2 separate regions of the Homo sapiens genome follow, and region 1 is linked to region 2. A link is a loop called in an ENCODE intact Hi-C map of the cell type or tissue named here. Cell type or tissue: ovary. All regions are shown on one strand. Links, peaks and the distances in the headings refer to the core of each region. The heading gives the core; the rest is flanking DNA. Region 1 overlaps ARK2N (arkadia (RNF111) N-terminal like PKA signaling regulator 2N). Region 2 has its middle 5.9 kb from the start of ARK2N.

The links. Hi-C counts contacts between places; a loop is a spot of excess contacts. Peaks named below come from ENCODE experiments on the same cell type or tissue, not always from the same donor. Only the 100,000 strongest peaks of a DNase experiment are listed, where the experiment ranks them.
Region 1: a loop joins it to region 2, with 7 times the contacts of the local background. A loop is called at or near these places in 48 of 110 quality-filtered maps.

The regions. Positions count from the first base shown.
Region 1 is chr18:46,218,444-46,229,839 of GRCh38, forward strand. The region is part of intron 2 of ARK2N (arkadia (RNF111) N-terminal like PKA signaling regulator 2N); the gene reads left to right. Among named protein-coding and RNA genes, the nearest start is that of ARK2N, 50 kb to the left of the region's middle. RefSeq lists a silencer at 1,767-1,967. In ovary, for the core only: no CTCF peak of the experiment used is centred there; no DNase peak of the experiment used is centred there.
Region 2 is chr18:46,162,403-46,173,798 of GRCh38, forward strand. It overlaps a transcript of ARK2N not described here. Among named protein-coding and RNA genes, the nearest start is that of ARK2N, 5.9 kb to the right of the region's middle. RefSeq lists enhancers at 2,253-2,754, 2,755-3,254, 4,905-5,766, 11,206-11,255. In ovary, for the core only: no CTCF peak of the experiment used is centred there; a DNase peak (open chromatin) is centred at 5,797.

The DNA.
Region 1 (11,396 bases), core at 5,583-8,082, 57 kb after region 2:
TGAGGTACAGGGTCACTGTATGTGACTGCCTGTGTGTGTGCTGGCAGTTTTGGGAGGTCTTATGGTATACCTGCCATTCCCATAAGACAGGTATGAATGATCTTTACTGGAATTATGCAAAGCAGCAAAAATGGAACAACTTAGAGTTCAAATATTAGGAATTTCATTTCAATTGTCCATATTGTTGTCTCTTGAAAAATTGTGACATTGTGAATTTTTAATGTAACAGTGATGTATCTTTCAGTTTACTGAGTCACCTTATGACTTTGGGGAAGAGAGGAGGCACGTTCAACCTTATAGTAAGAGCAGTTGTCGAAAAGTTGCCTAAATTGTAAAGGTAGGATAAATTATGAACTGACTTGAGTTCAACAACATGGACATTCAGGTGAACTTAAGCTGGATGGGCCTAACAGAATCTCTTGGATGTCGGAATGTTAATTCAGCTGTTTACACAGAATGGAAACCAAGTGGAAAAGTAAAAACCGATTATTGCCATACTCTTTCATTAAGGTACAACCAATTTAGTAATTCAGAAAATGCTCTTTATAAGCTTTTGTTTGGGCTCAGCTTAAAAGTTGAAGGCATTATCCTAAATAATTCCTGTTAGGATATCCTAATACCTTAATCCTAAATGTTATGCCAAATAATTGTAACTGTTAATGCATATTCTTTTAGAGAGTGCAAATAATTAATAATGCAGACCAGTGTAGTGCATGATCATACTTTAATTGAGTTTGATATCTGGGCAACAGATGTTTATGACGATTTTTTAAAGTTAGCAGTTAACTGACAGGCAGCTTAGTATCGGCACTAGATCATCTCTCTTTGAAGTTTTTGGAAATATATTGATGTTTTAAGAATCTGTTTGGAGGTATCATATCAAAATAATGCTGGCAGTACTTTCATTTGGCAGACTTAGAGTTGAGTAAAGGGCATTTTATAGTAAATTTATAATATTTTATAGTGAATTCATGTAAAAGTACTATGTGATGGTTATCTTGAGTATCAAGGCTTTTTATCAAGTGATTTCTTTTTTTTTTTTTTTGAGACCGAGTCTTGCTCTGTCACCAGGCTGGAGTGCAGTGGCGCGATCTCTGCTCACTGCAACCTCCGCCTCCCAGGTTCAAGCGATTCTCCTGCCTCAGCCTCCCAAGTAGCTGTGACTACAGGCGTGTGCCACCATGCCCAGCTAATTTTTTTGTATTTTTAGTAGAGACGGGGTTTCACCATGTTGGCCAGGATGGTCTTGATCTCCTGACCTTGTGATCCGCTTGCCTTGGCCTCCCAAGTGCTGTGATTACAGGTGTGAGCCACCACGCCCGGCCATTATCAAGTGGTTTCCTTATGCATTATCTTTTTGTGCTTTGATCATGCTCTGCAGTTTTATGATTAGAGTATTACTGTTCATGGGGGGTCAGTTTCTCTGTAAAAGCAGTTTTGAGACTAGCTCTATAAAATCTGTAGTTGGAGGGATTTTGATTTTAATGTAAATAATGGACATTAGCCTTCATTCAGTTTGAAAAAGTTAATTTTTTGAACATACTAACATACGTGCATCGGTGTACATGGTCAGTGGGGAAAAGTTTTTCCAGTAACTGTTTTTCATAAATATTTAGCAGAGTGGACCTCCATACAGGGTAGCTTTATCTTGTCTTGTCTTTAATGACCTGCTTTGTGGTTAAATGCTTATTCACACCGAAGTTCCAAAAATAATACCCCTCGTGGCAGGTAAGAGTCGGTTGTCTTGGTTTGTTTGCCTTTGAAAATCTCATTTCTTTTGGAGAATGTCATTGAGGCTACTGAGGACAGCTGTTTAAGTTTACTTGAATTCTCAATCCATGCAGCCAGGCTAGACCAGCTCAGCCCCACTTCAAGACAAAATCTCAGCACCCATTACTCACCATACATATTTATGCAGTGAGCTGCATCATGACCAGCTATCATCTTACCTCATAGTTTTTTTCTCTGGTAGAGATAATTAACTTATTATGCTTGATCAGTTAACTCTTGCTTAGAAATTTAAAAAATATTTTTAAGTGACAAATTCTTTGTAGAAATTTTTGAAAATAGAAATATTTGAAGTAGAAAGTTAAAATCACCCACAATTCTGCTTTTGTTAACATTTGAATATGTTGTCTTCCATGATATATAACAAAATTTGTCTGGGTATTGCATATGTCGTCCTTTCCTTCTTAATATTGCATTTTGAGCATTTAACCAGAACACTAAATATTCTCCCTAGAACATATGGATTTTGAATAATTTAGCTAATTATAAAAATAACTTCCCTAATGGTCCTTTGGGCTCTTTTAAGTTTTTGCTGTTATACGTTCAGGGTATGAACACTTAAGGCTCTTGACCACATACTGCCATACTGCCATACTGCCATACTGCTTTTAAAAAATAATTAAGCTGAGTGCGATGGCTCACGCCTGTAATCCCAGCACTCTGGGAGGCCAAGTCAGGTGGTTCATTTGAGGCCAGGAGTTTGAGACCAGCCTGGTGAACTTGGTGAAACCTCATCGCTACTAGAAATACAAAAGTTAGCCAGGTGTAGCAGCATGTACCAGTAGTCCCAGCTGCTCCGGAGGCTGGTGTGGGAGGATTGCTTGAGCCCAGGAGGCAGAGGCTGTAGTGAGCCATGATTGAGCCTCTGCACTCCAGCCTGGGTGACAGAGCGAGACTCTGTCTCAAAAAAATCCAAACAAAAACAAAAATAAGTTTATTTCACCTGGGAGCTTGAGTGTTCATGCATTGTATTCTTGCTATTGAATATTAATTTTTTTTAAAAGCTTGCTGATTTGATAGAAGAATGATATCTTGCTGGTGTGGTGTCTCATGCCTGTAATCCCAGCACTTTGGGAGGCTGAGGCAGATGGATTACCTGAGGTCAGGAGTTCGAGACCAGCCTGGCCAACATGGTGAAACCCCATCTCTACTAAAAATACAAAAAAAAAAAAAGAAAAATTAGCCGGGTGTGGTGGCGCGCGTCTGTAGTCCCAGCTACTCGGGAGGCTGAGGCAGGAGAATCACTTGAACCTGGGAGGTGGATGTTGCAGTGAGCCGAGGTCATGCCACTGCACTCCAGCCTGGGTGACAGCAAGACTCCATTAAAAAAAAAAAAAAAGGTATTTTGATGTTAATTTGCATTTCTTTGATCACTAGTGAAATTGAAAAACGTTTAGCTATTTGTATTCCTTTGGTAAAGTCTGTTCATATTCTTTGCACATTTTTCTTCTGACGTGTTTTTTCTTACTAATTTTTGAGGCTTTTTAACCTTTTGGGGGTTTAATTGCTTGGCAAATTTTAAATATAAGGCAGTGAGGAGGATTCATGGTTGAAGATCCCAAACCCACATAGTGAATCCATGAAGCGCAGTAATTGACCTTTTTCCTAGATTGAATATCAAAGGATTTCAGTGGCTAAAAGCCTCATGTCCCTATTTTAAGCCTTTTGTAATCTGGTTGTAGTTTGGTAGCTATTTAAGAGACTCACAAAATACATTGATAACAAAACACTGACACAGAATAATCAGGTAAAAACTGTCTATTTTCAGATTGGTAAATGCAAATCAGATGGGTAAAATACATATGGTTTGCAATCTGGCTATGTATTAGAATCAGCTGGGTGGTATTTAAACCATCTGATGCCCAGACCCCACTTTAGCCCCATTCAATCAGAATCTTTGGGGTCTGACCCCAGGCATCAGCTTTAAATGATTGACCTTAGGTGATGACACTGAGTAGCCAGGGCTCAGAACCGCTCAGTTAAGCAGTGATATGTTAAGTTTCCTGTATCTGAAAATCACTGTGAAACTGGTAGTCTGGTTCAATTAAGTTCTCTTACTGCTAATGGGTATCAAGTTCTAAACAGTGGAGTCTGGTTTTTTTGAAATTACATTAGTTATAAATCACAGCACAGTTCTATATTAATTAACAAGCATTAAGTGCCCTCTTTTACTTCATTTAAGCGATTATTTGAAAAGCATGCAATGTCTAAATGTGGTTTTCTGTACGCTACAAGGTCTAGATGATGTTAATTAAAAAGCTTTGAAGTCTTACTGGTGGGTATCCTTTGGCAATTTCTCATGTTGAAGCACCAAGATACTATTTTTGGCCTGCTTATTTTCTGAAGTGAGTGCCTATATTAACTTTGTAAAAGGAAAAGGTCTTTTTCTCAAAATAGGATATATCTTAGTGTTAATAAAAGAGCATGTGTGTGTTTAAGGTGAGAATGTGGTCCCTTTTTTTGTCATTGTTTTTTAATAGATTTTGCTTCTAGAGCAGTTTTAAGTTCGTAGCAAAATCGAGCAGAGGAGACAGAGAGTTCCCATGTACCCCCTTCTCCCACGTAGCCACGGCTTCCCCTACTATCAACATCCTGCACTAGAATGGACATTTGTTACAATTATGAACCTACATTGACACATCATTATCACCCAAAGTCTGTAGTTTACTGTTAGGGTTCACTCTTGGTGTTGTAAGTTCTGTGGGCTTTGATAAATGCGTAAGTGGTTCCTGTTTTTAAGGGCTCAAAATGTCTTGCTTATCAGTGATTATTGCTTGTAGGAATCTATGAGGCTACAACTTATCTCACTGCCCCCAGCATAAATGTTCTTATACCATTATCAGCTTTTAAATACCCATTTTTAGTATTCATTGAGAAATAAGTAATGCGAGAATCTAAAGCAGATCAAAGGAGCCATCCGATTTCCTGTCCTATGCTTAAGTTTGCCCAGCACTTATAATGGGGCTTAAAGGAAGTTAAACTTTAGATTTCATTTAGTCTTTTTTTCCATAAGCTAAACATACTAACCTTTGGGGAAAGGTATGTCCTTCTTGAGGGAGTTTTCGTATAAACAAAACTTTTTTAAAAAGTGAAAACAGCATAGGGGATGGAGTAATCAGAGGAAAAGGAACATTATGAAATTAGGCAGAGGTTGGTGACCGACTTCATGAGGTTTTTGTTTGCTGGATAGAGCTGGGCTAAATGTTTGTCTCACAGCCTTTTAGGCATTGAAAATAGGTGGCCTGACTGATTTAAACATTCTTTTTTATCTAGGAGAAACAGTTATATTTGATAGTGAGACAGGGGAAACTTCTCTTTGCATCTTCATAAAAGGCCACTATGTGATAAAGCAAACCATGTTTTCACAAATTAGTTTAACAAATGCTCAATAGAGCATTTCATAAGAGCATTATTTATAAGACTCTTGATGTAGGTTGATGGTATAAGGCTAAGATTGGTTGATTCCATCAATCATTCTTTTATTCAGCAAGTATCTGAGCACCCAGTCCATTGGCTTTGGGGATACAACAGTGAAAGAAGTCTCTGTTGTCATGGAACTTAATCTTTCATGAGGAGACAATAAATGAATTTATCATATGTTATCAGGTAGGGATATATGATGTGAATAATAATAAAGCAGGATATAAGAGATAAAGATTAGGAATGGGGTAGAAAAGCTATTTTAGTCAAGAATGATCTGAGGAAGTAACATTTTTATTAGGTCCCTTAGAATGAAGAGTTCAATATAGTTATTTTATTAGAGACCCAAACTATAGGTGACCCAAACCAAAGATAATCTAGCCTAGTTCAAGGATGAAATTATATATATATGGGGCCATATCCTAAACTGGACCACTATGCTACTGGGTATTAATAGTTGTACACATGTTCAGGTGTTTGGAAAGTGCTGGATTATGTGTTAACAGATGCCTTTTGTTTTAAACCACAGGGCACTTCAGCCATTAATGAATGTGCTCTCCAGAGGGGAAGGATGTGATTTGTAGTATATCCCAAACTTAACTACATTTTTTTGTGTGTGTGTATGGCATGCATTTTAACACTTCACACAGACCAGCGTTTGTAAAAGCTGACCCAGAGGTATTCTGTATCATCTCCTTCCTGTGGTTTTCCATAAGAATTAAAAAAAAATTAAAACAGATCTTTTGTGTGATAAGAATCATCACCTAAGAGTGATTGTGTAATGATTGAGTATGGGCCAGCTGACAAAACAACTTTTTAGAATTTTAAAGTGAAAGGAGTTAAAATACTCAAGAATGTAGTGGTTCTCAACTAAGGACATACATTAAAATCACCTGGGGAGCTTAAACCGAAACAAATCTTAGAAGACTTGGAGCCACCCTAGGTTTTGGTATTTGTTAAGCCACTCCAGTTCTTATTGTTCAGCAAAGGTTGGAAACTACTGTTAAAGATTCAGTCAGTTGTATTCAGTCTGTGTAGTAACAGAATACATGCTGCTAGGTAGATAAATTAAAGCTATGAAAAATGATAATGTTAGTCATTTTATTTTTTTGGAATTAGTGACTTTGATTAATGAATTTAATCACTGCCTATGAATGCTGGATCTATCAGGCTCTTCTTAGCAATGCTTGTGTCATTTTCCTGAGTAAGTGTGTCTTAATAAAAATACAATTTCCGAAGCAATAATGTTTTATGAAATGGCCTCAGTGTCTTTAAAGGTGCCTTCAGTCATGCTGCGGGATCTGAAGGAGTGCCCAGGGAAGTTACAGGATTACTTGACAGGGGTACTGTGTGATAGGAACTGCACAGGCAGTGGCCTAGAAGAGGCCAGGAGCTGTTTTTCCAAGATGCAGAGGCAGACAGAGAAGTTCCACGTGTGGATGGAAAAGGTAACTCATCTTGACACTGGCGAAGAGAACAAGCAGCTACTGGAACCCAGGGGACCTAAGATGCAACTAGTTGGCCAAAGAATTTTCCCTGTCACCCCATCAAGTGCTTACATGGCAGATGCCTGATTTCCAAGTACTGCCACAGCAGCCCTTTGGTTCTTACCTGACTTGTCCAAATATTGACAGTATGTCAGAGTTCCCAAAGATGTATAATTGCAATTTTCTAGTTAACGTTGCTGGAAATGGAAATATTACAGAACAACCTTTGAATCTATCACAAAATTAATTGTATTGACAATCTGCGTTTTGGATTGTGTAAGAAATAATATGCTTTTGCCCATTGTAAGTTTCTTTTGATGATGTTGCTGTTTTTTTTTGAGACGAAGTCTCGCTTTGTCGCGCAGGCTGGAGTGCAATGGCGCGATCTCGGCCCACTGCAAACTCCGCCTCCTGGGTTCAAGCGATTCTCCTGTCTCAGCCTCCCGAGTATCTGGGATTCCAGGAGCCCGCCACCACGCCTGGCTAATTTTCTTTGTATTTTTAGTAGAGACAGGGTTTCACTATGTTGGTCAAGCTGGTCTCGAACTCCTGACCTCGTGCTCCGCCCACCTTAGCCTCCCAAAGTGCTGGGATTACAGGCTTGAGCCACCGAGCCCAGCCCTGATGATGTTTTAAAAGCTGCAGTAGTAAACAGTTTCTTTTTTAAAAATTAGGTATTCACAACAGAAAGCCCCAGAATTTGGTAAATTTTAGCTTGAGTTTTGTTATGTATGGTGGGAACATAGAACCATATTTATACAATAGTGGGAGCCATCCTCTTCCTTGCTTTTTACCAAAAATATAAATAAAACAAAAAACTGAAAATTTTAGTGAACCCAAATAGGTAGATGGTTAATTCCTTGAGAATCTCTTAGCACTTACTCTCTACAGACACTGTTGACTTCTGCTTCTAATTGGGGGACCTCATAGTTAACTGTAAAGATCATAGTTACTCCATGAACATTTTTGTGTCATTATTCCACATGTCATTTAATAATCTAATTTGTTGCTAGTTTTCATGAATTATATTCCGTATTACTTGTATGCAGGAAGAACACAATTCGTTTCTGAGCAAATATTTGCTATGTGCCTACTATGCAAGATAATGTAGGAAAAGCAGATTAGACTGCAGCTTGATTTCATGCATGAGAAAAATAGTATTTTTCATTGATATGGAGATGGATTTTTATTTTGAGCTTTAATTTAAAGCTCAGTGCCCAAGGCAATAATCTGGTAGGCATCAGCCAGTGGAATTTCTGGTACTCTGTTGTAAAGGATACCTGTAGAGGGTAAAGATAAAATGGTCACTATATCAAGGGTATGTATTGGGTGGGGTTTTAAATTGCTAGTGACTAAGTTTATTAATGAATGTACTACCAGTTTAATTTTGTTTTCAATCCTCAAACTAAAAATAAATGGGCCTTAGTTATGTTAAAGAGCTCATAGAGTGTGTCAAAAGATAGAAAATACCACAGGATTGAAGGTCTTGCAACATGATAGATGTTTTTATGTGCAGCCTGGGATTGGTAAATGCTGGCATTTTATCTTTTAAAGATTTCTAGTAATACTGTGAGACACAGCTAAATTAGGATGACAGTCTTCAATAGGAATTTGTAAGTTTGCTGACACTAAGTGGTTTTTTAAAACTGGGTTTTCCACTGGATTTACTTTTTTTTTTTTTTTTTTGAGATGGAGTTTCGCTCTTGTTGCCCAGGCTGGAGTGCAATGGTGGGATCTTGGCCCACTGCAACCTCTGCCTCCGGGGTTCAAGTAGTTCTCCTGCCTCAGCCTCCCAAGTAGCTGGGATTGCAGGCGCCTGCCACCATGCCCAGCTAATTTTTGTATTTTAAGTAGAGATGGGGGTTTCACCATGTTGGCCAGGCTGATCTCGAACTCCTGACCTCAGGTGATCCACCCACCTCCACCTCCCAAAGTGTTGGGATTACAGGCATGAGCCACTGCGCCTGGCCTGGATTTATTTTTGAGAGGAAATTATTCTTTCACATTTATAATAACATCAATATGAAAAAGGTTCATTTTATTTAATGAAGTTGCCACTTTGGAAAAAAACGTAATTCTGCATGTGTTTTTTAAGAGGAAGTATAGGCGGTATATTTAGAGTCGTATATAAACAATCAAGATCTTCGATGTCTCAATATTTCTTAGGAACGTTACTCAGAAAAAATGTCACCACTTTGTTTTAATTCAGTTCTATATCCACATATTTGTAACTTGTAAATTACCAGTAATAGACTGAACCACATTTTTTCCTTTTCTGGTTTTGAATTGAAAAATTACTGCTTTATTTGTTTTTTTCCTTTTAGAACTGGTTTTATGAGAATTGGAAGTTAACTTTGGGGATGGCTTATTTCTGTGCTCAGTTTTTGTTTAGGGATATATACATCCTTGTATAAGGATACATATATAAATATATACATATGACTAGAGGTCTCTGCATTTTTTTTTTCCATTTTTTGAGATGGAGTTTTGCTCTCGTTGCCCAGGCTGGAATGCAATGGCACGAACCCGACTCACTGCAACTTCCGCCTCCCAGGTTCAAGTGATTCTCCTGCCTCAGCCTCCTAAGTAGTTGGGATTACAAGCATGTGCTACCATGCCTGGCTAATTTTTGTATTTTTAGTAGAGATGGGGTTTCTCCATGTTGGTCAGGCCGGTCTTGAACTCCCAACCTCAGGTGATCTGCCTGCCTCAGCCTCCCAAAGTGCTGGGATTATAGGCGTGAGCCACTGTGCCTGGCCGATCTCTTTTTTTTGTGTGTAATGATTTTTAGATTTTCTGAACTTAATTTTGACCAGTAGAGGTAAGGTTTGAACACCAAGCAACTTACAATAAATAATGTTAGTATGATTTTTCAGTATAAAATATATGAGTTTATTATAACTGATGGGTTTCCCTCTGAAATTATAGTGCAACATTGGTTAACTATTTCCTCAAACAGATTTTTTTTAAAATTAAGTTTTACATCAACAGGAAGAGCATATTGGTTTTGGATGACTGACTGAATTTTAATGAATCTACAGTCTTTACTTGAAGTTTAGGTGTTTTCAGGGAAGTTCTGTCTTCACCTTCTTCCTGGAAACCCAGATTTTTATTAGACATGGATTTTTAGATGTAAGAAAATATTAATTTAATTTCATCATGTTAAGGACTACTTTTCTATGCATGTGTAAACTGCTTCAAGCACTTAACAGGCTTCTTTTTTGTTTTATGATACGATAATTAATATATTAAGCATGCTTTGAAATGCATTTTAAGATAGAAAAGGTTAATCTTTTAAGAATAACATAGACAACTTATTGCTAGTATTGTATTGACTGGATCCATTCTGATTTTTATTGTTATTGAATAATCAGGCAAGAGCTCTGTAGATTTTTTTTTGCCTTTAAGAAAAAAATTTCAGTGGAATGGAATTAACAAACATAGGTAGCCTTTTTTATTTTTTGGGAGATAGGGTCTCACTCTGTCATCTACACTGGAGTGCAGAGGTGCCATCTTGTCTCACTGTAACCTCTGCCTCCCAGGTTCAAGCAATCCTCCCGCCTCAGCCTCCCAAATAGGTGGGACTAGCACCTGGCTAATTTTTATATATTTTGTAGGGACGGGGTTCTGTTATGTTGTTCAGGCTGGCCTCAGACGCCTGGGCTTAAGCGATCTGCACACCTTGGCCTCTCAAAGTGCTGAGATTCTGTGGGATTCGCACCTGGCCTAAAACATAGGTATTAATAGTTATATTCAAGGTAAGAATAACATTTTGAATATTTGAAAAGGTGTTGAACACTAATAATTTTGGAAAGCCTTTTCTACAAAATTTTGAGGAAAGGAAGAAAAAGAAGTTTTGGCAGAAAGATAAGGAATGCCAGAATACACTGATTAAATTCTTAGAACCTATACCAAAATATTAAAAATTTTTCCTAAAGTAAAATTTGACATTCTGTGGTTTGGAGAGTTTAACTTTAGGAGTAATTTATAACAGAATCATATATATGAAAAATTTTTATCTTGATTTTCAGTTTTTGCAGAGTGCTTTGAAGGTAATACATTGCTGTCTGAAGGAGTGTTGTTTTGAAAAAAAAAAATAGATTTTGCTTTAAAGTGGTTACACCTTTTCCAGGTAGTGCAATTAAAAAATTCCCCTTTCAACATACTTTGTTTTTATATTACAGACATTTAAAAAAGTGTCAATATGGTAAGTACTTGTTGTTTTTTGAGACAGAGTCTCGCTCTGTCGTCCAGGCTGGAGTGCAGTGGCGCGATCTCAGCTCACTGCAAGCTCCGTCTCCCGGGTTCATGCCATTCTCCTGCCTCAGCCTCCTGAGTAGCTGGGACTACAGGTGCCTGCCACCACGCCCGGCTAATTTTTTGTATTTTTAGTAGAGACAGGGTTTCACTGTAGCCAGGATGGTCTCGATCTCCTGACGTCATGATCCGCCTGCCTCAGCCTCCCAAAGTGCTGGTGTTGTTTTTTTAATTTTTTTGAGATGAGGTCTCGCTCTATTGCCCAGGCTGGAGTGCAGTGGCACGATCACAGCTCACTGCACCCTCAACCTCCCAGGCTCAAGTGATCTTCCCTAGTAGCTGGGACCGCAAATGTGTGCCACCATGTCTGGCTAATTTTCTTATTTTTTGCAAAGGTGGGGTCTTGCTCTGTTGCCCAGGCTGGTCTTAAACTCCTAAGCTCAA
Region 2 (11,396 bases), core at 4,526-7,025:
CTCTGTGAGGCCTCCCTGATATCCCAGGGATGGATTTAGGTAAGCCTCCCTGCAGAGCTGGCCTTCTGCCCTTCTGGTGACTCGAAGAACTAATGAAAGAAACCACCAGCAGAATTAAAAAGCTAGAACAGCTGTACTATGCACTTTAAGGACACATTTCTCCAAAAAGTGAAGTTAGTACAAAGATGCCATTATGTTGAGACTCTTTTTTTTTTACTTTATTTATTTATTTATTTATTTTGAGACGGAGTCTCACTCTGTCGCCCAGGCTGGAGTGCAATGGCATGATCTTGGCTCACTACAAGCTCCGCCTCCCAGGTTCACGCCATTCTCCTGCCTCAGCCTCCTGAGTAGCTGGGATTACAGGCGCCTGCCACCAGGCCCAGCTAATTTTTTGTATTTTTAGTAGAGATAGGGTTTCACTGTGTTGGCCAGGATGGTCTCGATCTCCTGACCTCGTGATCTGCCTGCCTCAGCCTCCCAAAGTGCTGGGATTACAGGTGTGAGCCACCGCGCCCAGATGGGACTCTTTAAAATACGATAGTGATCTCTGAGGTTGCTTCTAGGCTGGTGCTTACTGGTGGTTACCAGTAAATTATAGCTATCATGAATTGTGGAGCTTTTGAAAGCTGCCCAGAGACCTGTGGTCCTGGTGGTTTGTCGCCTGGCTGGTGGGGGCCCTCCTAGCCTGCTGTCCCCTACCTCCAACCAGATTCTGTAAATCTCTTATTTGTCTTTCTCCTAGGGAGTCCCATTCTATTTCCCCATGGCCTGGTGCCTTTGCACCGGACTCCTCAAGAGAAGACTCACATGAGATACTCTGCTTCATTTAATTTTAGGTTATTGTTGCTGCTGTCAGTCTATTGAAGTACTTTAATGAATGCTTGTATTGTTCTCCTGCCCGGAGTTTTTTCAGATGATCAGCACATTATAAAACACAATAATGAGTCTAATTCCCCACCCCCAATACACAGACACGATGGCACTGCTAAGTCCCCCAGATATGTACAGTAGTGAAAAGAGTTTGGGATTTGGAGGAGCAAAATGAGGTTTAGTCCCTATTCTCCCATTTAGTGCTTGTGGCCTTGGGCAAGTCATTCATTCATTCATTCATTCACTCATTCAATAGGCATTTATTTGAAATCTTTTGGTGTCAGTTGTATAATCTCTGCAAAATGGTAGCAATACCCACCTAACCTAACTACCTTTCATGGCTGTTTAGAGGAGCTAATGAAATCCTCCTTATAAGAGGGTTCAAGTTAAGCTCTATATAAATGTACATTCTTGGCATGAATAAGCAAAAACACAAAAACAAAATTGGAGGGGAGGGGATAAGGGCCCAACACATGACCCTTATGTATCATTTGTATGAGAGACACACCTGTTTTGGAGTCTGGCTGTGCCCTGCACTTTCCTGATACCAGCCTTCCCTTATGCCAGACTTTGCCCAGGATACCTTTCTCTTCATCTCTATCCGTGGAAGCTTTGCTCTTTCTCCAAGGCCCTAGTCAAAAGCTTCCTCTTCCAAGAAGTCCTTGGTGCTCTTGGGAATTAATTTCTCCATGCGACATGTCCCTATTCTGCATCGACCCCCTCTGCTATTGTGATGTGTTTCTAGGTTGAGCCCTGTTCTTAGACAGACAGCAGTAATCTTGAGGGAGGTGACCATGTTCTCTTCCAGGAATCCTGACTCCCTCCCTGACCTTTAGCCCATGTGACTTGCTTAGGTGAATTGTCTTCTCTGAGCCTAAGTTTCCTCCTCTGTAAAACCTACCTGTCCTGCTCATTGTCATGAGGATTATATGACAAGAGCCTAACAATGTGCCTTGTGGTTAGTGGGCAGGCTTCCAACGAATACCTTTAGAATAAAATCGAACAACACGCATCATTTGGCTCTCTTAATACCCACCTAGAGAAGACGGCCACGTAATCATGTGTGCATACAAGGAATGTTGGGATGGTCCCCACCTGGTAATATTTTCCCCACCCACTACTTTACCTGAAATGTCACCAGGAAAGATGAATTCCCATGGATTCCACCTCAGAGGCACTCCTTTATAATTCAAGACCCCTGGGAGAGGCAGAGCATGAAACCAACTCACCTTCTGGTGTCTGGGGGAATGGCCGCTTTGACTGCCACCTAAATAAAAGGTAGAGAGGGTCACACAGAAGGAAGGCAAGGAATCCTCATAAGAGATTTGCCCTATGACTGGTCTTGCTTAATATAACATATCCAGTTCAAACCACATATAACATATTTGTTTAAAGTCAGGCCAGCCACAGTGGCTCATGCCTATAATCCCAGCTCTTTGGGAGGCCAAGTCAGGAGTGAGAGACAGGACTAGCTGGATTTCCTAGGCTGACTAAGAATCCCTAAGCCTAGCTGGGGAGGTGACCGCTTCCACCTTTAGACACGGGGCTTGCAACTTAGCTCACACCCGACCAATCAGATAGTAAAGAGAGCTCACTAAAATGCTAATTAGGTAAAAACAGGAGGTAAAGAAATAGCCAATCATCTATTGCCTGAGAGCACAGTTGGAGGGATAATGATCGGGATATAAACCCAGGCATTCCAGTTGGCAACTGCTACCCTCTTTGGGTGCCCTCCCTTGTATGGAAGCTCTGTTTTCACTCTTAAATCTTGCAACTGCACTCTCTTCTGGTCCATGTTTGTTACGGCTGGAGCTGAGCTTTGGCTCGCCGTCCACCACTGCTGTTTGCCGCTGCTGCAGACCCGCCGCTGACTTCCATCCCTTGGATCCGGCAGGGTGTCCTCTGTGCTCCTGATCCAGCGAGGCGCCCATTGCCACTCCCAATCAGGCTGGAGGCTTGCCATTGTTCCTGCACAGCTAAGTGCCCGGGTTTGTCCTAATCGAGCTGAACGCTAGTCACTGGGTTCCATGGTTCTCTTCCATGACCTACGGCTTCTAATAGAGCTATAACACTGCATGGCCCAAGATTCCATTCCTTGGAATCCGTGAGGCCAAGAACCCCAGGTCAGAGAACAAAAGGCTTGCCGCCATCTTGGAAGCAGCCCACTGTCATCTTGGGAGCTCTGGGAGCAAGGACCCCCCCCCGCCCCCGCCATAACAGGAGGATCACTTGAGGCCAGGAGCTCCAGACCAGCCTGGACAACATAGTGAGACCCTGTCTCTACAAAAAAAAAAAAAAAAATTTAGCTGGCCATGGTGGTATGTGCCCCTAGTCCCAGCTACTTAGGAGGCTAAGGTGGGAGGATTGCTTGAGCCCAGGAATCCAAAGTTACAGTGAGCTATGATCATGCCATTGTACTCCAGCCTGGGTAACATAGAGAAACCTTGTCTCTAAAAACAATATAAAAATAAAAATAAATAGGCCAGGCACGGTGGCTCACGCCTGTAATCCTAGCACTTTGGGAGGCCGAGGCAGGTGGATCACCTGAGGTCGGGAGCTCAAGACCAGCCTGACCAACATGGAGAACCCCATCTCTAATAAAAATACAAAAAATTAGCCGGGCATTGTGGTGCATGCCTGTAATCCCAGCTACTCAGGAGGCTGAGGCAGGAGAATCGCTTGAACCCGGGAGGCAGAGGTTGCGGTGAGCTGAGATTGCATCATTGCACTCCAGCCTGGGCAACAAGGGCGAAACTCTGTCTCAAAAATAAAAATAAAAATAAAAAAAGTAGAATGAAGTCAAAGTTTTAGAATCCTGTATTTTTTTTTTCTGGTACCAGTTTTCTAATTCTCTGACAGCAAGTGAGTATCCAAGCAATTCAGTTCAATTTAACGCAATTCTGACACTAACCACCCAGAGTTATTTCGAACCCCACAGGCTAAGGGCCCAGTACCACAAGGCTGCTCCCACTTCAGATGCTAGCCACAAGTGAGGTGCCTGGGCTCCCATACTTACGTCTAGCAGATTGTGAATTTGGGGGTTCCCATGACCTCTCCCCCCTTAAATTCGATAATTCACTAGCAGGGCTCACAACTCTGGAAAGTGCTTTCCTTACTAATACCAGCTTATTATAAAGGATTCAATTCAGGAACCTAAATGGGAGGTCCCGAGTTGGATCCTTTATAATATCCTTCCTTGCCTTAGGCAAGGAAGAAAGGCAGATGGTAGCTTTGAGCTTCCATGCCCTCTCCAGTGGGCCATCCTCCCAGCACCAACTGGAAACTCTCTGACACGTGGTTTTGGGGATTTTACTGAAGTTTCCTTGGCCTTTGGTGATTGAACTCAATCTCCAACCCCTCTTCCATCCTGGGAGGTTGTGGGTGGGGAGGGGGCTGAATGTTCCAACCCTCTCTCTAATCATATGGTTGGTTCCTGTGGTGACCAGCCCTCATCCAGAAGCTATATAGGGACTCTCCAAGAGCCAGACTCAGGTGTGGCTGAAAGGAGCTCGTCCTGAATAACAAAGGACATTCCTACTACTCAGGAGATCCTGAGGCTCTTAAGAGCTTTGTGCTAGGAACTGGGGCAAAGACCAAATGCGTATTTTTTATTCTACCACAGATACCCTAATTTTGTCTTTACTTAAATACTGTAGTTTTGGGAGCTGGGGAGAGGAAGGTGAAGACAGTCTCTATAAAGCTGATGTTACAAGGGCTTTGAAGCTTTTACCAAGCCCTTTCTTCCAAAACAGTGTCTCAGCCAGTCGCGGTGGCTCACGCCTGTTACCCCAACACTTTGGGAGGACAAGGAAGGCGATCACTTGAAGTCAGGAGTTTAAGACCAGCCTGGCCAACATGGTGAAACCCTGTCTCTACTAAAAATACAAAAATTAGCTAGACGTGGTGGTGGGCGCCTGTAGTTTCAGCTACTTGGGAGGCTTAAGGGAGGAGAATAACTTGAACCCGGGAGGCAGAGGTTGCAGGGAGCTGAGATCATGCCACTGCACTACTCTAGCCTAGGTGACCGAGCGAAACTCTGTCTCAAAATAAAATAAAATTAAATACAATTAAAAATAAAAATAAAAAATAAATCCCAGGCTTCTTACGCTCTCATTCAATCCCCCAACTTCCCTTGAAGCCTTCTCTCTACTCACTCCTCTGCTGTCCAGCTGCAGGCATCTGGCCCTTGGGTAGTTGTCCTCCAAATATCCCAGGGGCTTTTCTTTTCTTTTTGAGACGGAATCTCGCTCTGTCGCCCAGGCTGGAGTGCAATGGCGCCATCTCGGCGCACTGCACGTTCTGCCTCCCAGGTTCACGCCATTCTCCTGCCTCAGCCTCCTGAGTAGCTGGGACTACAGGCACCTGCCACCACACCCGGCTAATTTTTTTGTATTTTTAGTAGAGACAGGGTTTCACCGTGTTAGCCAGGATGGTCTCGATCTCCGGACCTCGTGATCTGCCCGCCTCGGCCTCCCAAAGTGCTGGGATTACAGGCATGAGCCACCGCGACCAGCATCCCAGGGGATTTTCTACCTCTTACCCACCCCTCCCACAAAGTCACTTCTCTCCACACTTGTCCTTTCAAACACACAAACTCTTTTTGGCTGTCACATCTGCCAGGCTCTATGCTGGACACCAAGGGGGCAGTGAAGAAGGATGACCTGGCTCTGCCCTCAAGGCACTGAGTCTTCCTCCTTTTTAACCACCTGCAGGCAGGTTTCAGACACTCCCTGAGGCATTCCCCTACTGCCTTGTCTGCAGGGGTCCCTCCTTCCTCCTGGCTTCTAACCCACTTGGCACCTGGCACCACTTCCTTGTTTTGACATCCTTGTAGGTTTCGGAATCTTAGGTCTACTTCCTCCATTCACTACACTTGCACTGAGTGTGTCTGGGGTCTCTCCGTGAGGCACTGAGCACGATCAGACAGCATGGACCCCGCCCCCTGGCCGCTCGTCCCTCTGGTGTGTCCAATGAAAGCGAAAGAGAGCATGCAAAGCAGGAACACATGAGGGCACGTGTTAACAAGAAGACGGGTGCAGTAATGGGGAGTGTGGGTGCTAGTTTAAATGGGGTGTCAGAGGACCCTCTGCTCCACCCAGGAGGTCCCCCAAGGTCAGGCACTATGTCACACAGGGCAATTCTTTTCATTAAAATATGAGAGGCTTATACATACTTGTTAAATTTAAAAACTGTCCTTTGGGCCAGGCATGGTGGCTCATACCTGTAATCCCAACACTGGGAGGCCGAGGTGGGAAGATGTCTTGAGTCCAGGAGTTCAAGACCAGCCTGGGCAACATAGTGAGACCCTGTCTCTACAAACATTTTTATTTTATTATTATTATTATTATTATTATTATTATTATTATTATTATTTTTAGAGGGAGTATCACTCTTGTTGCCCAGGCTGGAGTACAATGGCTCGATATCTTGGCTCATCACAACCTCCGCCTCCTGAGTTCAAGCGGTTCTCCTGCCTCAGCCTCCCGAGTAGCTGGGATTACAAGGATGCACCACCACACCCGGCTAATTTTGTATTTTTAGTAGAGACGGGGTTTCTCCATGTTGGTCAGGCTGGTCTCGAACTCCCGACCTCAGGTGATCTGCCTGCCTTGGCCTCCCAAAGTGCTGGGATTACAGGCATGACCCACCGCGCCCGGCTACAAAATTTTTTAAAAAATTAGCTGGGGATAGTGGCATGTGCTTGTAGTCCCAGTTACTTGGGAGGCTCAAGTGGGAGGATTGCTTGAGTCCAGGAAGTTGAGGCTGCAGTGAGCTGTGATTGTGCCATTGCATTCCAGCCTGGGAGATAGAGTGAGACCCGGTCTCAAAAAACAACAACAACAACAACAACAAAAAACAACCAACCAAACAAAAAATGAAACTGTCCTTTGCATTTATTTTCACTTTTTTTCCCCCATTTTCAGAACTTACAGACTTTCTAAATAGATGGAGTTTCAGGGGAATCACCTGGTTAGAAAGAGAGACTTGGAGCTGAGTTTCAGAGTACTTTACCCAAGACAGACCAGTCTTAATTGGCCAGCCCAGAGAACCAGGGTGGGGAGCTAGAGGTTTGTGGGGGAAAGGGGGCCCCCTCCCAGTCACCCTTGGCTACACTTTCATGGTATCCTTCTGCACTGTTCCATTCTGGTTCCACGTGAACCTGCTGCTCTGGAAAAATGAGTCTGTTGAGATGGAAATTTCACTGTATTTGACCACTGAGAGTCTGTGGCCTAGAAGGTGCTGGCCTGGAGTGCTGCCATCAGAGCGGCAGCCTCTTTCTAGAGCATTCTGTCTGAGCCGAGCATGGAGCTGAGAGCTGAAATCATGAGTCATTCTACCCTCACTCCTCCAGAGCCTGCAAGGGAGTACTGGGGGGTCATCCATGTCTGGCAGGCGAGGACAATGGGGCTCAGTGAGGTTACATAACTGCCTGAGGGTCACTCTGCTAGAGAGGTGGAACTCAGTCCAATGTCACATCTGTCAAACCCCAGAGCCCCTGGTCCTGACAACTGTCTGATCTTCCACTACTCAGAGTCCTTAGAATGCTTCTGGATGTCCTTGTGTTGGAGGAGGCCATTTAATCCTATGGAATGACGCTGTGAGGCAGAGCGAGTCATGTTAACCCTGGAAGCGGTGACTTGTCTGAGGTTCTGTGGCTACTATTGTGCAGAAGGTCAGCATTTCCCCAGAGGCCACTGCCTTCTAGCAGGTCCTGGGCGATCCTAGTGGGTGCTGGCTATGGTGGGGGTGGGTGGTTACGTTGAGGGAGGCCAGGTTGCCCCTTCTTCTTTTTGAGTCGGAGTCTCGCTGGAGTGCAGTGGCACAATTTCAGCTCACTGCAACCTCCGCCTCCCAGGTTCAAGCGATTCTCCTGCTTCAGCCTCCCGAGTAGCTGGGACTACAGGAGTGCACCACAACACCCGGCTAATTTTTTTTTTGAGACAGAGTCTCGCTCTGACGCCCAGGCTGGAGTTCAGTGGCGTGATCTGGGCTCACTGCAAGCTCCGCCTCCTGGGTTCAAGTGATTCTTCTGCCTCAGCCTCCTGAGTAGCTGGGACTACAGGTGCCTGCCACCATGCCTGGATAATTTGTTTTTGTATTTTTAGTAGAGACGGGGTTTCACCACGTTGGCCAGGCTGGTCTCAAACTCCTGACCTCATGACCCGCCCGCCTCGGCTTCCCAAAGTGCTGGGATTACAGGCATGAGCCACAGTGCCCAGCCTTTTCTTTTTTTTTTTTTTTTTTTTTGAGACAGAGTCTCGCTCTGCCACCCAGGCTAGAGTGCAGTGGCACAGTCTTGGCTCACTGCAACCTCCATCTCCAGGGTTCAAGTGATTCTCCTGTCTCAGCTTCCGGAGTAGCTGGGATTACAGGTGTGCACCACCACACCTGGCTAATTTTTTGTATTTTTAGTAGAGACGGGGTTTCACCATGTTGGCCAGGTTGGTCTTTTTTTTTTTTTTTTTTTTTTTTTTTTTTTGAGACGGAGTCTCGCTCTGTCGCCCAGGCCGGACTGCGGACTGCAGTGGCGCAATCTCGGCTCACTGCAAGCTCTGCCTCCCGGGTTCACGCCATTCTCCTGCCTCAGCCTCCCGAGTAGCTGGGACTACAGGCGCCCGCCACCGTGCCCGGCTAATTTTTTGTATTTTTAGTAGAGACGGGGTTTCACCTTGTTAGCCAGGATGGTCTCGATCTCCTGACCTCATGATCCACCCGCCTCGGCCTCCCAAAGTGCTGGGATTACAGGCGTGAGCCACCGCGCCCGGCCCAGGTTGGTCTTGAATTCCTGACCTCAGGTGATCTGCCCGCCTCAACCTCCCAAAGTGCTGGGATTATAGGCGTGAGCCACCGTGCCCGGCCTGTATTTTTTTTTTTTAGTAGAGATGGAGTTTCACCATGTTGGCCAGGCTGGTCTTGAACTCCCGACCTCAGGTGATCCGCCCACCTTGGCCTCCCAGTGTGCTAGGATTACAGGCGTGAGCCACCACGCCTGGCCTTAGGTTGCCCAATTCTTAGCAATCTGAGATGGAAGGGAGGGGGCAGCCCAGAGCCCAGAAATGAGGGTTCCCTCCCCTCGTCTCCCCCTACTTTCATCATCTCTAGAGTGGTTCTCATAATTGTGTCCATTTTACAGGGCAAATGGTAGAAGTAACCTGCTCAGTCAGGAGAGATCAGGTTACAGTCAAAGCCAGACCAGCCACGCCCTGATGCTACTGTCCAGGCCACCACAGCTGGCAGGTACCTGCTGCAGGCTTAGCCCCAGGCTAGGCGGTATATCAGGTGCAAAAAATGATGGTGAAGAGTGATTCTGACAGGCTTGGCTCTGGCCTCTAGGGCTATGACAGAAGTTGAGAGGATGACGAATATGGTTTAGTAGTAACCCTACAGATAGACCAAGGGCAGACATGTTTGTAGGAGAGTGTGTGTGAGCAGGGGAGTCCTGACCCACAGTGGAAGGCCAGGATGGAGGGGGTAATAAGGGTAGTGGTGACGGGGGTTGTGTCTGGGCTGAGCTGGTTTTATGGGAGAGATGGCATTTCAGGAGCTTGTAGAGCTAAGTATTGGATACACAGAAGACTTTGAGGCAGAAGTAGGATCCCTTCTGCTCCTACAGAAGAAGGGGAAGAAGCAAGTAACTGTACCATTTAATAATGGAAATATAGTAGTAATAAAAATATTAGTAATTAGGATATCAAATGCCCTAGCCTCCAAAAATATACAAAGGCCATTCGACGTAGGAAATTGACTTATTGGTATTAAACAGGAGAAGGGGCTGGGTGCGCTGGCTTACACCTGTAATCCCAGCACTTTGGGAGGCTGAGGTGGGTGGATAACCTGAGGTCAGGAGTTTGAGACTAGCCTGGCCAACATGGTGAAACCCCGTCTCTACTAAAAAACCAAAAAATTAGCTGGGTGTGGTGGCGTGCACCTGTAATCCCAGCTACTCGGGAGGCTGAGGCAGGAGAATCGCTTGAACTCGGGGGGCAGAGATTGCAGTGAGTCAAGATCGCGCCACTGAACTCCAGCCTGGGCGACAGAGCAAGACTCTGTCTCAAGAAAAAAACCAAAAAACCAAAACCAACCAACCAAACAAAAAACAAAGAAACAACAACCACAAAGCAAAAAACAAAAAACAAAAAACAGGAGAAGGACCCAAGATGGTATCTCAGTAGTCAGGGTCCTACTTCAGTATTTCTGCAGCATTGATTAGATCAGACTGTCAAGGAATCTTTTAAAAACTCAATGTATTAGTCCACATTCATTCATTTCCAGACTGAAAGTTGTGATCTTAGTGTGATTTTTCCTTTTCTTTTCTTTTTTTCCTGAAATAGGCTGGGCTCTTGTCACTACCCCATAACCTCTCAAATCCCTTGAGGACTCAGGTAGCAGAAAGTAAATAAATGAATGAACGAGTGAAATAACATACACGGATAAACTACTTAGCTAGCACACACTACGTTCTCTGTGATTCTCAGTGAGGCAGTTGGTGGCTGTGGTTAAGAAAGTAAGCTCTGCCTGTGTTGGAATCCAACACTGCCACTTACTTGGATGTGTCATCTTGGGCAGGTCACTCTGTCCCTCAGTTTCCACCTTTGCAATTTGGGACTAGTAACGCCATCCAACTCATAGGGTTGTTATGAGTTGTAATGAGGATTCAGTGGATTTAACCCATTTAAATGCAAGGTGCCTGGTATAATAAAATTATTTTCTTTTCTTAATTTATTCTTGTAGTTGGGGATGAAAAACTCGCACTCCTGTAGGCAGTCAGAAAAAATGAGTGAAGTGGGGGAACTAAGGGGCCTGGTCTGAAGGGGGAGACTGATATTTAGGGGAGTGCGGACCCAGTGGTGTGAGATTTTCAGAATCTCCTCTTGACGGGTCTCATCCGAGGTTCCAGCACAGCTCTGTAAAGGTAAAGACCGTTTACATTTTCCTCCTCAAAGCTTTATTATTATTATTTTTCTTCTCAAAACACTGCTTTGCTTTGGGGGAGCGCGGGTCCTTGGCCAGATCTTGAGTCTTGAGATATGTCTTCAGCATCTCCTGCTCCTCCTTGGGAAACGCTCCACCCGCCAGTGGGCCTGCGCCCTCCTCCCCTTCTTCGGGGTTCGGGTCCACCTCGTTTCCCCCACCCTCCCCAGGGCTGACTGCAAATCGGAGGGCGACTGCAGAGGCGGAATTCGGGGCAGAGCGGGGTCTCCCCAGCGGGCCACGTCCCACCAGCAGGTGGCGGTCGATCTGCAAGGCCTGCAAGGTGCCCGGACAGAAACTTGAGCAGATATTGGTGCCGCTGCCCGAGAAGAGCTCAGCCGAGTCTCCCCGAGCCCAGCTATCGGCATCCGCGAAAAAGCGGGGAGAGAAGGGCACGGGCTCTCCGCTGGAGCGACTCTGGGATTCAGACACCGCAAGCTGCTTTCGGAAGGGCTTCAGGAGGGGGTGAGTACTGAGCAGCGCACAGAAAAGGGAGCGCTGTCCTTTGCTGAAGGCATTGTCCTTGGCTTGCATTGAGTGGCTTTCCCACC